Linked DNA regions of Homo sapiens: region 1 is linked to region 2. A link is a contact called in ENCODE Hi-C or POLR2A ChIA-PET data. All regions are on one chromosome and are shown on one strand. The core of a region is the stretch at or near the end of the contact, and the rest is flanking DNA. Distances in the headings are between cores, read along the strand shown. Region 1 holds the start of MICAL2 (microtubule associated monooxygenase, calponin and LIM domain containing 2). Region 2 holds the start of GALNT18 (polypeptide N-acetylgalactosaminyltransferase 18).

Evidence for each region. Hi-C counts contacts between places; a loop is a spot of excess contacts on that map. ChIA-PET counts read pairs that join two places held with the same protein, here RNA polymerase II (POLR2A). Pooled maps may share reads with other maps.
Region 1: a pooled map shows a loop between it and region 2 (8-fold over the local background). The contact joins the promoter of MICAL2 here to the promoter of GALNT18 in region 2. A Hi-C loop is called at or near these places in 1 of 37 single-sample maps with no recorded cell type and 5 of 50 pooled maps. POLR2A ChIA-PET finds 5 or more read pairs at or near these places in 1 of 52 experiments (MCF 10A).

The regions. Positions count from the first base shown.
Region 1 is chr11:12,106,631-12,112,485 of GRCh38, forward strand. It overlaps MICAL2 (microtubule associated monooxygenase, calponin and LIM domain containing 2), which reads left to right and starts at 3,960. Exons shown (of 28, transcript NM_001282663.2): 1 at 3,960-4,096. RefSeq lists a silencer at 3,654-4,323 and an enhancer at 3,866-4,569.
Region 2 is chr11:11,618,037-11,624,208 of GRCh38, forward strand. GALNT18 (polypeptide N-acetylgalactosaminyltransferase 18) reads right to left here and starts at 3,969. Exons shown (of 11, transcript NM_198516.3): 1 at 3,323-3,969. The coding sequence starts at 3,557. RefSeq lists enhancers at 1,850-2,819, 2,272-2,411, 3,452-3,501, 3,712-3,791, 3,909-4,409 and 1 more and silencers at 2,992-3,061, 3,082-3,161, 3,912-4,271.

The sequences.
Region 1 (5,855 bases), core at 2,710-5,209, 490 kb after region 2:
CTCTGAACACAATCAGGTGGATAAACGATGATGCCCGCGAGCACCAGCTGGGTTCTTTCAGGGGGAGGCATGCATAGTGCTGTGGAGGCCATTGCTTCCGTCTGAGATGAAGCTATATTTAGGGATGAATCTGGGCCTTCCTTCTCTTCCTCCCTCTCGTGCTAAGTGGCCATCTGCATCTCCCAGACAACCTCCACAAGCAGCATCCTGGAAAAGTGGCCTGGGGAAGAGGTGGCTATTAAATATAGACTATTGAGCCTGCTTCATAAAGATATTGAGTTAGTTTGCCTGTCATGCTAAGAGTGAGAAAGGGACATTGCATGCCTGGAACACACTTATTCACTCACTCTGTGACCATCAGAAGCATCCTTCTATCTCTGGGCCTCCATTTCTTTCCTTTTCTTTTCTTTCTTTTTTTTTTTTTTTTTTTGTTGTTGTTGTTGAGATGGAGTTTTGCTCTTGTCGCACAGGCTGGAGTGCAGTGGTGCGATCTCGGCTCACTGCAACTTCCACCTCCTGGATTCAAGTGATTCTCCTGCCTCAGCCTCCTGAGTAGCTGGGATTACAGATGCACACCACAATGCCCAGCTAATTTTTGTATTTTTAGTAGAGATGGGGTTTCACCATGTTGGCCAGGCTGGTCTCAAACTCCTAGCCTCAGGTGATCCACCTGCTTCGGCCTCCCAAACTGTTGGGATTATAGGCATGAGCCACTGTACCCGGCCTCTTTTTCTTTTCTTTATCTTCCTTTCTTCCTTATTCTTTCTACCCTCCCTCCTTCCCTCCTTCTCTCCCTCCCTCCCTCCCTTCCTTCTTCTTTTTTCTCTCTCTCTCTTTCTTTTTTCTATTTTTGAGACAGAGTCTTGCTCTGTCGCCCAGGTTGGAGTGCAGTGGTGTGATCTCGGTTCACTGTAACCTCCACCTCCTGGGTTCAAGAATTCTCTGGCCTCAGCCTCCCAAGTAACTGGGATTACAGGCGTGTGCCACCACACCCAGCTAATTTTTGTATTTTTGGTAGAGACGGAGTTTCACCATGTTGGCCATGCTGGTCTTGAACTCCTGACCTCAAGTGATCCACCCACCTCAGCTTTCCAAAGTGCTGGGATTACAGGCATGAGCCACCATGCCTGGCCTCTTCTTTTCTTTCATCTGCTAGGTAAGGGATTCGATAAATATTCCTCTAAAGTTTGCCCTAACTTTAGATCTTTCATTTGAAGAGCTGAGCTGTATAACTCCTAGACATAGTCACAGCCCAGCAGGACATCCCATGGTGACTGCTTAGTCCAGAGGAAGGTGAGTTGTGACATCCTTAACCCATTCCTCTTCTCTCTCCAGGAAGATGGTCAGCAAGGGTGGCTTGTGTGAGGTGGTGAGTGGCTCTGGCCACTGGCTCAAGAAGTCCCCAGGTTTATCTCCCTCCATGCAGTTAACCCTTCTCAGTTCCCAGGTTGCCCTGCGTCCAAGGAAAAGCTCACCTCTCAGCCCTCAGATGCACCCACCTAGCAAGAGTCTTTCTTATCTGAGCCCCCTGAGTTAAAAAGATTGGGAGTAGGGTAGGGGAGAGGAGGCAGAGGTTCTGGGAATGCATTGGTAAGTTCTAATTTTTAAGTTGCTTGAACTTCTGTGCTGAGCAATGCTATCTTTGTTAAACTTGGTTGGCCCACAGTGCTCCTGAAATAGCATTAAGCTTGTTTTAATCTGAAGGGAGAATGTTGTGCTATTGGTAAGGTGATAAAACTGTAAAAAAAAAAAAAAGAGTAATAAAGAATACAGCTCCCAAAGCACTGTGGTCTTCTTCTTCTTCTTCCTCTTCTTCCTTTTTTTTTTTTTTTTGAGATGGAGTCTCGCTGTACGAGCAATTCTCCTGCCTCAGCCCCCTGAGTAGCTGGGATTATAGGCATGTGCCATGATGCCCAGATGATTTTTTGTGTTTTTTAGTAGAAACGGGGTTTCACCATATTGGCCAGGCTGGTCTTGAACTCCTGACCTCAGGTGATCTGCCCACCTCAGCCTCCCAAGTGCTGGGATTACAGGCCTGAGCCACCATGTCTGGACAGCATTGTGTACTTCTGATTATTCATCTGTTGCATTATAAGTTACATGAGTGCAGGAACCACATTTGGTTCGGAGTAGGGTTTGTTAAATGAATGAATGACTCTGTCTCCATCTCTATCCACCACATGGGTGTCTCAGGTCCAGGCCAATAGCAAGAGGCTTTATGTCCAGTGTAGTTAAGGTGGGGACAGATGTAACACTGCTTCCTGAAGCTCCTCACTGCCTTGGGTTTCCTGTATCACTCTTCTAAATAAGGTAGGGCCAGGCCAGTGGAGTCTCCTCTCCCTTACAGTGCCCTGGCCTGAGCTTGACAGACTGTTTGGATGGACTGGGAGTGGGTCAGGCCTAGAGCAGCTCTTTCAGGGTTAGACTTGACCTGTCAAGTACCCTAGAGGCATGGGCAGTGCTGTAGAGGCCCCAGCACATAGTGTTTAGGCATGTAGATTCTGGAACCAGATCTGGCTCAAATCCGGACTCTGATACTTACTAACCATGTGATGTTGACCAGTTGCTTTACCTCACTGGTCTCAGTTTCCACATCTGTGAAATGGGATGATGATACAATACATACCTGTCAAGCCAGGCTTAGATGAGATCACGTGTGAAGGGCACTCCCCAGGCTGGCATCACAGGCAGATTTCCATCAGAGTGGAGTGCTGGCCCTCTGAGAGTACAAGCTGACTGGGCCTTGCAAACTGGGTAGGAACAGCTTTTGCTGGAAAGTTCATCTACAGGAAGTTGATTGAATTCTGAAGAGAGAGCTAAGAGAGCTGCCAGGTAGGACAATACCTGGTAAACACCAAAGGGCTGAGAGTAGGATCACATGGCAAGAAGTAGAGTAGAGAAAAAATAATAATAATCTGCAGGTTTGGGGAGGCAAACTGTTCTGTTTGCACTTGTCTGGCAAGGGAACATGGTGTCTCCTGGAGGTGGTCTTGTGCTGGGGAAATTCCAGCAGCCTGGAGCCACAATACTGTTTCTCACTGCTCAAGCCTGCCTGTTTTCCTCTGCCTAGGTAGCTCAGTTCCAAGAACACTTATTGATGCTTACACCGGGCCAAGCCCTGTGATGGGCCCTGGGTTCCAGAGGTGAGTCAGACATGGTTCCTGCCCATGGAGATCCCCATTTCATGATAACTGCTACAAGAGCCGTTTAAACACAAGGTGTTTTACAGTAGTTATAGTCTACAGAGTGCTTCTGATTGCTCACTAGGCCCCACTCCATTCACACTGTGTTGTCTGTGAATGTTGCTCTCTGGAGCTGTGGGGGGTAAGGGTAACCCGGGAAGGTGGGCAGAGCAGAGATTAAGATAGGGATATGACAGCCAAAGGTAGAGGGTGTTTAGGTGATCTGACCAAGGTAACACAGGTAGTCTGCACCACCGCCCCCTTCCCACTAGCTTTAGCCAAGCAAGGCCAGGTGAGGGGAAGATCCTATTAGCTAGCAAGGAGGTTTGCGGAAGCTCAGGGTGGTCAAGGAGCCGAGCAAAGAGGGAGGTCCACAGGACGTACACAGTCGGTACTAGAAGTGCCATGCTGCTCCCCCATGTCCAAAAGGGGATGCCGTGTCTTGCTTTCCAGCCGCCTAGACCAAGAAGCGTGAGGCCCAGGCCCTCGCCGCTCCCTTGATACCCGCTTACCAACACCGGGGGTTTCATCTCGCAGCGCCACCACGCCCCACTCCCAGCAGCCCTCCCCTGGTCTCCGCCCTGTGCGGGTCAGGGTGGGAGCGCCCGGCCACTCCCTGCGTTCTGGGCCGGGCTACAGCCCACGTGCGCCGGCGGCAGCGGCGGTGACAGCCGGCCCCACGGGGGCGGGGCGGGCTCCGTGCTGTCCTGTCATTGGCCGCGCCGCTGTCGGGGGCGTTCCCCAGCCCGGTCCACCGCGCGGCGCAGAACCGCAGGCGCTCGGCTGGCTAAGCCTGCGCCGGGCCGCCTCGCTCGCTCCCAGCTCTGTCAGTGGCCCGCGGGGCCCGATCGCTGCGCCCGCGGCCAGGGCCGAGGCAGGCCTGACCCGGGGCCGGGCAGCCCGCGCGACTTTCGGTAAGGCGGGGGCGGCGCTGGCCTCAGGGTGGGGAGGGCGGGCGGGCGCGGGTGGGGACCGTGCCAGCCTCGGCTGGACTCTGCGCCGTGTCCAACGCCCGGGAGGGTCAGGTGCGGCCGCAGCATCCCCCGCCTCAAACCCACCCGGCGGGGCGCACAGTGAGCAGGTGGCGCTGCGACGAAGCCCGGGGCGGCCCTGGCCGGCCTCTGAACCAATTAGAACGCAATAAAAGCCTCCCACCGGCACGCCGAACTACCTCTTACTCCGCTCCGCAACACCCAAACCCTGCAGTTCCAAGCCTAGAAAATCGCAAGCGCCAAAACGGGGTGGGAGTGACGCGCCTGCAGTGCTGCCTGTCACCTGGCAGAAGACCATCCCCAAACTTCCCAGGATTGGGGCTCCGAGCCTTGCACGCCCCGTTCCAGCTCTTCACTGGGCGCCCTTTTCCCCCTCCCCTGTCCCCTCCCTCTTTAGTAACAGGAAGTTAAGTTGGGCCAAATGTCAGTGGCCTGGCTGGCCGCGGGCTGGAGCCCAGTCGGGATGGGGTCGTGGCAGTGGTCCGAGGGGCCGCGGCACTGTCCGCTCTGCATCGCGTCTCCCGCATCCCCAGTAGCCCGCTCTCGCTCCAGGCCCAGGAGCACCCCCGCAGGGTGTCCGCGGCACCCACCCTGTAGGTGCCTGGCTGGCCCCGGGGAGAGGTGGGATCTTGCCCACAGCGTCTAAGCCGCTGCCGGGCCAGACGGGGCAGGTGGGGTAAATTGTATTCACCGCCAGCCTCACTGGCAGAGCTGGGAACGGCCTTTACTGGATGGGGATGAGGGGATGTGGAAACCAGAGTAGTGTGCCTCCTTCCACATTGTTTATTCTGAGGCCTGGGTTCTTAAAGCGGAAAGAGCTTTTATTTGGAAGCCTGTAGGGCCCCGCCAGGCCTACAGCAGTGTGCCGGCTCTCTTGCTGTGATTGTCGCCTGTTAACTACAGTCTACAATGATTTTGGTGAAGGATGAAGTCACCAGCCAGGCCCCTTGTGGGCTGGTCCCACGGGAGAAAAGCCAGAGGCGAATTGGCCCTCCAGTGTTTGTGCCAGGTTCCCTGACACCTGCACTTACTCTGTCCTGCTCCCCCTCCCCAGTGGCAGTCGACCCAACAAGTGGGCCTCCGGTCTCCAGGGTAGTCCTGTGCAATGCCCTGGAGACTCTAATACCGTAAGAACTCACTTTCTTCATGCAGAGAGAAGACGGACTTATTAAGTGCCTACTGGGCAACAGGTCCTGTCTTGTGGCACTTTTGCAGCCAATTTCATGGTTATTCCAAAAACGCTGAGAGTTTTGCCCTCCCCATTTTAGAGATGGGGAAAGAGGCTCAGGTATGGTAGGTGCCCAAGGTCACACAACAAGTGTCTGAGCCAGGTCCTGGCCCTGTCAGTGTGAGTCCAGTGCTCTTGTTTCATGGCTGTGGGAAGTGGTGTGCTGTGTGCAGGACCATGGCCCCACAGCGTGCTGACTAGAGCCTTCCAGCCTCTGAAAAGATGCTCTCCACCAGGATTTCAGGGGATGCTTCTTTGGCAAAACAGTTGAAGTGACCCAGGTTAGCCAAGTTGTTCAACCTGCAAACCCCTTATCCTCCCCCTAGTCAAGAGTAGTGGATAGTGTTGGCCAGATTGCTATGGGGAGGGATTGGGTGCTATTTTGGAAGGAAGCCTGCTTCTACCATTGACCTGGCCTCACCTCTGAGAAGCTGGCTTCTGGTATAGTCTAGG
Region 2 (6,172 bases), core at 2,719-5,218:
TAAATCATTCAATCAGAAAACAAATTAAAATGAAATATCACTGCAACTCCCAAGACGAAAATAAACTTTTCAGTCATGACTAGAACAGACCTCTGGGGTGATGCTCCAAAGCCTCTTCTAATTGCAAGTCCTATGGAACATCCTGCAGAACATTTTGTGACATTTGCAGCTTCAAGGAGACTTTCCTTCTAACAAAAAGAGGAGCCTGGACAAGACTCCAAAGCAAAACACCTTTTTTGGAGAGTGGTAACACTTTCATTAATAACCAACGTGGCCATAGGCATCAGCACTCATCCATTCATCCACGCTTCCACCCCACAGCTACTTTCTGCAGAATGTGCCAGGGACTGTCCTGCATGTTCAGTAAACATTAGTTAAAGGACTGGAACCTCTGCCTCTTGGCATGAAACAAAGCAAAACCTGAGTTTATCTATGGAGTTTCCAAGTGGGAAGGCTGCTGACTCCCTCACCCCTCAGCCATCCTCTGACACCCACTTCCACCACTGTCAACAGACTCCAAGGGACCCTGGGGCCCTCCTGGGAGACAGTTTAGTACGTGGGTAAGAACTTAGACTTCTGAAGCCACACTAGCTGAGCTTACATCCCTATACTATCATATACCAGTGTGTGACCCTGGACAAATCATATACCCTCTCCCTGCCTCAGTTTCCATATCTGTAAAATGGAGCAAATATTACCTACTTCATAAGGTTGTGAAGATTAAATAAGTCAATATATGTAAAGTGTTTAGAATAGGGCCTGACATATCCTAGGTGCTATGTTATTTTAGCTCTTATTATTATTACCGCTTATTCCCTCCAGTTCAGCAAAGTAAACTGGATTGTTCAAAGGGCTATGCTGACTAGAGGGAACTTGACAGTGGGTTACACATAAACAGCTTGTACCATCAAGCACAAGAGCTTGATCTTATTGTCCTTTACCACCCTCTGCCTTCAGAGAGCTGCACTTGACCAGCCCCAAATTTTATAGGCCCTTTACCTCTGTTTCCTAAATCCCAGCTCAGGATGGCCCCAGCATGGCAAAGGGAACTGTTGGTCATTGCTACACCATCATGGCACAGCCAACCTGGTAACCTCTGCCCCTGCCTGCCTCATTTCCAGTCTTTCCAAGTCACTGACCCTTCCCTACCTTCCTATAGGTGGCAGCTTTGGCCCTCTGTCGAGATTGTGGTTATTTCTGAATACCCACAGGGGTCATTGCACGTGTACAAGTGGAACAACACGTGTTTTAGGGACCCTGTCTCCTATTTTTTTAACCTATCTTCTCCAATTTTTCAGGTATAGATTTGAAAGTGCTGAACAACACATAGTTATAAAGTTTCCGGGGAGAAAAATCACAATGCTTCCTTTCAACTTCAACATCATGCTTTTCCATGTGGAACCTTAGAAATCATGTGACATGGTCCACATTCCACATGACTGGCACCCACTCCGTTACAGGCTCAGGGGTTAATGGCATCCCCTGAAAGCATCCCCAAAGCAGTACCTTGCTCACCTCCTGCCTGACCAGAAAGAAAAGCACAAGAGAATCATTTTCCAGGAACACACACACACACAGAATCTGTGAATGAAAATCTCAAAATCTGTCGGCAAACTAGAAATGTCAAAGTAAGGCATGGCTTTGTGTCTCCTGGGGAACATTCTGAATCACCCTGGGGGAAACACTGTACTTCTATTGCTGATTAATAGTCAATCAAGACCTATGGGATGGAAAAGGACACGTAAGAAATAACAGCAACTGGCACCCACAGATAGGTAAATTGGTTTTCAAGCCCAGTGCCAGGTTGAGAGGCAGAGGCAGGTCTGAAGAAGAAGCTGTCAATGTCCCTCTTTTCTGGGAAGGTGCCGAAGCCATGGGCTTGTTTTGAAGTCATTAGTCAGGAAGCACTATGGATGTGGATGCCTCTCCTGCACTCACCTGAACCTCCCTGAACCTTCCCCTCCTGGAAAGGAACTATTCTGGACACCTGGGGAAACACCAAATTCAGACGGAGGAGCCATCTCTACTCTGGCAAGAGCAGCAGGTGCAAGGATTGGAATTCAGACATCCACGTGTAAACAAAAGGGAGTGCTCCTGGCGGGGGGGTGGGGGGTAAGCCTTCAGTTCAATTCGATTTTGCCAAGGTCTGCCATGCACTGGCCCCTGAGCCTGGTGGGCCTGCTAGGTTTACAGGGGAACCAAGCTCGGCCCTGCCCTTAAGAAGCTCACACACCTGGAAGAAAGCAGGGGGCGCGGGGAGGGGAGGAAGTGTGGACGTGAGCGCGCGCGCGCGCGCGTGTGTGTGTGTGTGTGCACACCCGGCACCAGTGCTCCTGGCGCCCGGAACTCCATTCCCTCCCATGACAGCTCATTGACCAGGTCGCCTCGGGAGAGCGCCCTGCAACCCCCACCCTCCCTTTGGACCCCCGCGCTGGTCTGGAGCGCACCCAACCAGCGTAACCTTACACTTCAGACCCAACCCAGGTCTGCTCAGCCCCGGCTGCTCCCAGGGCCTGAGAGTGGAGCTACAGTAGGGATCGGCCTTCACCCGGTCCCGGGCGGCTCCGCGGGGAAGGCGCAGCCCAGGGCGTGTTCTTCCAGTCTTGGGCGGAGTCATCACCACAGTGGACAGAGACTCCAGCGCTACTTCCCGGCGTTGACACCTGCTCCTGGAGAGGGTCCTGGACCCGCGGGCTGTGGTGGGGGTAGGGACTGCTATAGGTTCAAGCGGCTTTTCAACCACAGAGGGCTCCTTGCATTCCCTATCGCCTACCAACGGGATCACAGCAAGACTGGGGCTGGGGCTGATACAACGCAATTTTCCTAGCCTCGCTTGTCCGGCAGCCTGCGGGTCTTAACTGCCAATAGTCAGGGCCGCCGCGCGGGCATCTCGCCTGACGCCTACAGTGGCCAAAAAAGCTCGTTTGCCCGCGCGTTCCCTCTTGTACACACACAGACATTCACATGCACACACACTCTGAGCCGGACTTGTGTGCGATCCCGAGAGCCCGCGAGCAACCAGCCCAGAGTCACACGCACATTTGGACACGTGCGCAGCGCGCCCCCATACCGCCAGCTAGCTGCACACATCCGCTCGTGCAGCCCTGCGCACACACGTGTGCCCCGGGGAAGAGCGCACGGCCGCAGACAGAAGGTCCCGAACGCAGGCAGGAGCTCACACGCAGGCCCCACGACTACCACGCATCTGCGGCCCCAGAGCCCCGCCGTGGCTGAGTTGATGCGCACCAGCCCCAGCGCACCCCGCGCCGCGCGGGGCACTCCCGGGCCTCATGGGCGACCCAAGTTTCCGGGGCGCCCGTACCTTGAATGTGCTGCTTGATGACATTCTCCAGGTGGTCCAGCCGCTCAATAATCTTCAGAGTGTCCCCTTTGTCTTCCTCCAGCTTCTTGTCGGGCGCCGGCTCCTGCCCCCGCACATACACGCTGGCGATGTAGTTGGTGACCCAGCCCACGTAGAGCAGGCAGATGATGTTAGTCATGCCGCTCAGGATCACGCAAGTGGACACCAAAGTTTTGGTCTTCCTGGTGCACACCATTCTGGGCTCCTTCCTCCATATAGAGCTCCCGGGGGCCCTTCCTTGTCGTGCGCCCCGAACTCCCCCGCGCTCGCACCCCGTAGCACGTCCGGAGCCGCTGGGCACCTCAGCACCTGAGTCCCGAGGTTCTCCAAAGCCCGGTCCGCTGCCGGTGTAGCCGCCGTGCCCAAGTTTGCAGCTCCTGCCGCTGGCCACCCGGAGAGACCTTGACAAAGGAAACCAGGTGGATTTTTTTCCAAATTAAAAATCCCTGAACCCTTCCTAGAGGGGTCACGGGTAGCCGGCAGCCGCGCGTCCAGATGTGTACGTCTGGGAAACTTTGCCACTGCCTGTGTCGGCGGCCACGCCGCTTCCCATCGCCAGCGCCGGCTGCCTTGGCGGTCCGACCGGCCCGCGCTGCTAGGAGAACAGCGGCAGCGGCAGCGGCGGCGGGGAGAGCCGCGAAGCAGAGCGGCCCGGCCCCCTCCGAGCGACAAGCGCTGCCACCAATCGCGCTCCGGCTCGGGAGAGGGGCCGGTGCTGAGCGGCAGCGGACCAACGGGGAGGGAGCGGGGGGCGGAGTCCAGCTCCCAGGCCCCACCTGCTGGCCGCCCCTGGCTCCCGCCCCCAGGGACGCGCCCGGGCCTCCACCCGCGCCTGCACAGGCTGCCCCAGACCTGAAGCTCCCGGAGAGGGCGCGCTGCCAGTCCCAGCCCTTAGGTCGGCAGCTTCCTCCGTTAGGGGAATTCCATCTCTTGCTCTTGGGCAGGAATCTCCTGGTTTTGTGGAGGGGGTGGGGGGTTCGCACGGGTCAGCTTCTTTCATCCGCCCGGGGCTTCTCGCATTGGTGCCACCAGTCGACTCCTGGAATCTTTTCTTGGTTGCCAGGACGCTGAGAAGCCAAGGAAGTGCCAGCCCCAGCGGCATCCACTCCTTCCTTGGCCTCACTTGGGCCTCCACCCTGCCCTCTGCCCTTCAGCCACCGGCCTCCTGAGTGTGTCCAGACCTGGCCCTAAACCTGGCTGAAAGGAGCCAACCCTCCGGCAACCTCCCAGAAGCAACATTGGTGACCTATTAGATGACTCTCTCGACCACTTCTTCCCCCCCCCCACCCCCCACCCCCCACCCCCACCGCCTGCCCCAATTTTTGCCCCTATCTAGGTTTTTCTTTAAGTCTGTACAGCTCCCAGGACATGGATGTGTCCTTTAAGCCCAGTTTTCATTTATGTGGAACCAGGGTCATCCAGTGCATAAAGAAACCCTGCAAGGAAGTGCCGCTGAGGGGAACTGAGGTCTGTGAACTGTAAAGCCCTTCTACATGTTGTTTATGATTGCTATCATAGAGGGCGGTGGGAGAGACCTGTGACTGAGCACAGGAGGAGGCCAGACGCAGACAGTGATACTGCTGTGTTTGTTCTTACTGCCAATGTTTACTCATATTATCCTCTTCTGCTGAACACCCCGTTCTCAGCACCTGAACGGAATTCCTTTAAACAAAGACTTTTTACAACATAGATTTCCTGCCTCTTCTCCATCTCTGAGTTGCTTTATTTTTTTGGCCTAAGCCAGGGAGGCAGCCTGCTGCATGCCCACTTTGTTGTGTGCCAGCCTTCCAACCAGCCACAGAAATACTCAGGGCAGCTCCATCCTGGGATATCTTCTGGATTCAAATGACTGGCCCCACAAGAGAGGGAGAGCACAAAACCAAAGAAAGGGCACTTTATGGCCCCATCAGCCAAGGGCCCTTCTACCAATGCTTTGTTTACAAAACCTCCCCAAAGATGCTATGAAAACAGATACCAACTAGGGACCCGGGAAGATTTCCCTTGATCCATAGCTGGAAGAGAGAACAGTGGGTGTGGGTTGGCGTGGGCTGGGGTATAGAAGGGGGAGAAGAATCGTGTGTATGGTATGTAGGAGATACATACATGAGAGGAGAGAATGTACACAATTTCTGAAAAAATCAAGGTAGAGAAATCTGCCTCCAGGAGGGAGTAAAACTTGTCTCTCCCTTTTTTCTCTTCCAGAGGTATAATCCAGCTCACAAATAAAGGATCTGAACTTTCTTCTGGTTGGACAGACTTACAAGCAATGCCCTTGAGTACAGGCTAAGGTGTAATCTTTCCTTCTGTTCTGCCCCCTCTCCCAGGAGGAGCCCTGGAAGTTCAGCCCTTCTTGGGATCTTCCTAAACCACCACAGGACTAGAAAGAGAAGGCAATACTCATTCTTTTCACATTCTTAATGGAAAAAAATTAAATCCCAAGTTTAAAAAAATGAGGGTCAAGAAGAAAACAAAGTGAATTGTGTGATCTTAAATTTTGTACAGCTGATCCTCTAAGATAATGTGTAACTGTAGAGGGGATGAATACAACAAAAGAAGAATGCTGAACAGGTTCTCCTCTCTGAAAAGTCACAGGTTTGAGTTGACCTGTTCAAAGAATTTTCTCTGGAGGTGCAGGCAGACTCCAGGGTTCTAATCCCAGATCCACCATGTATTAGTTATGAGAGCCTGGACACATTTCAAAAAGTCAGTAGGGCTCAATTTCTCCCATGTATCAAATGTAGGTAGACAATACCTTACTGAGGACAGGCTGTGAAAATTAACTGAGAGAATGTTCCAGAAAGGGCTTTAATT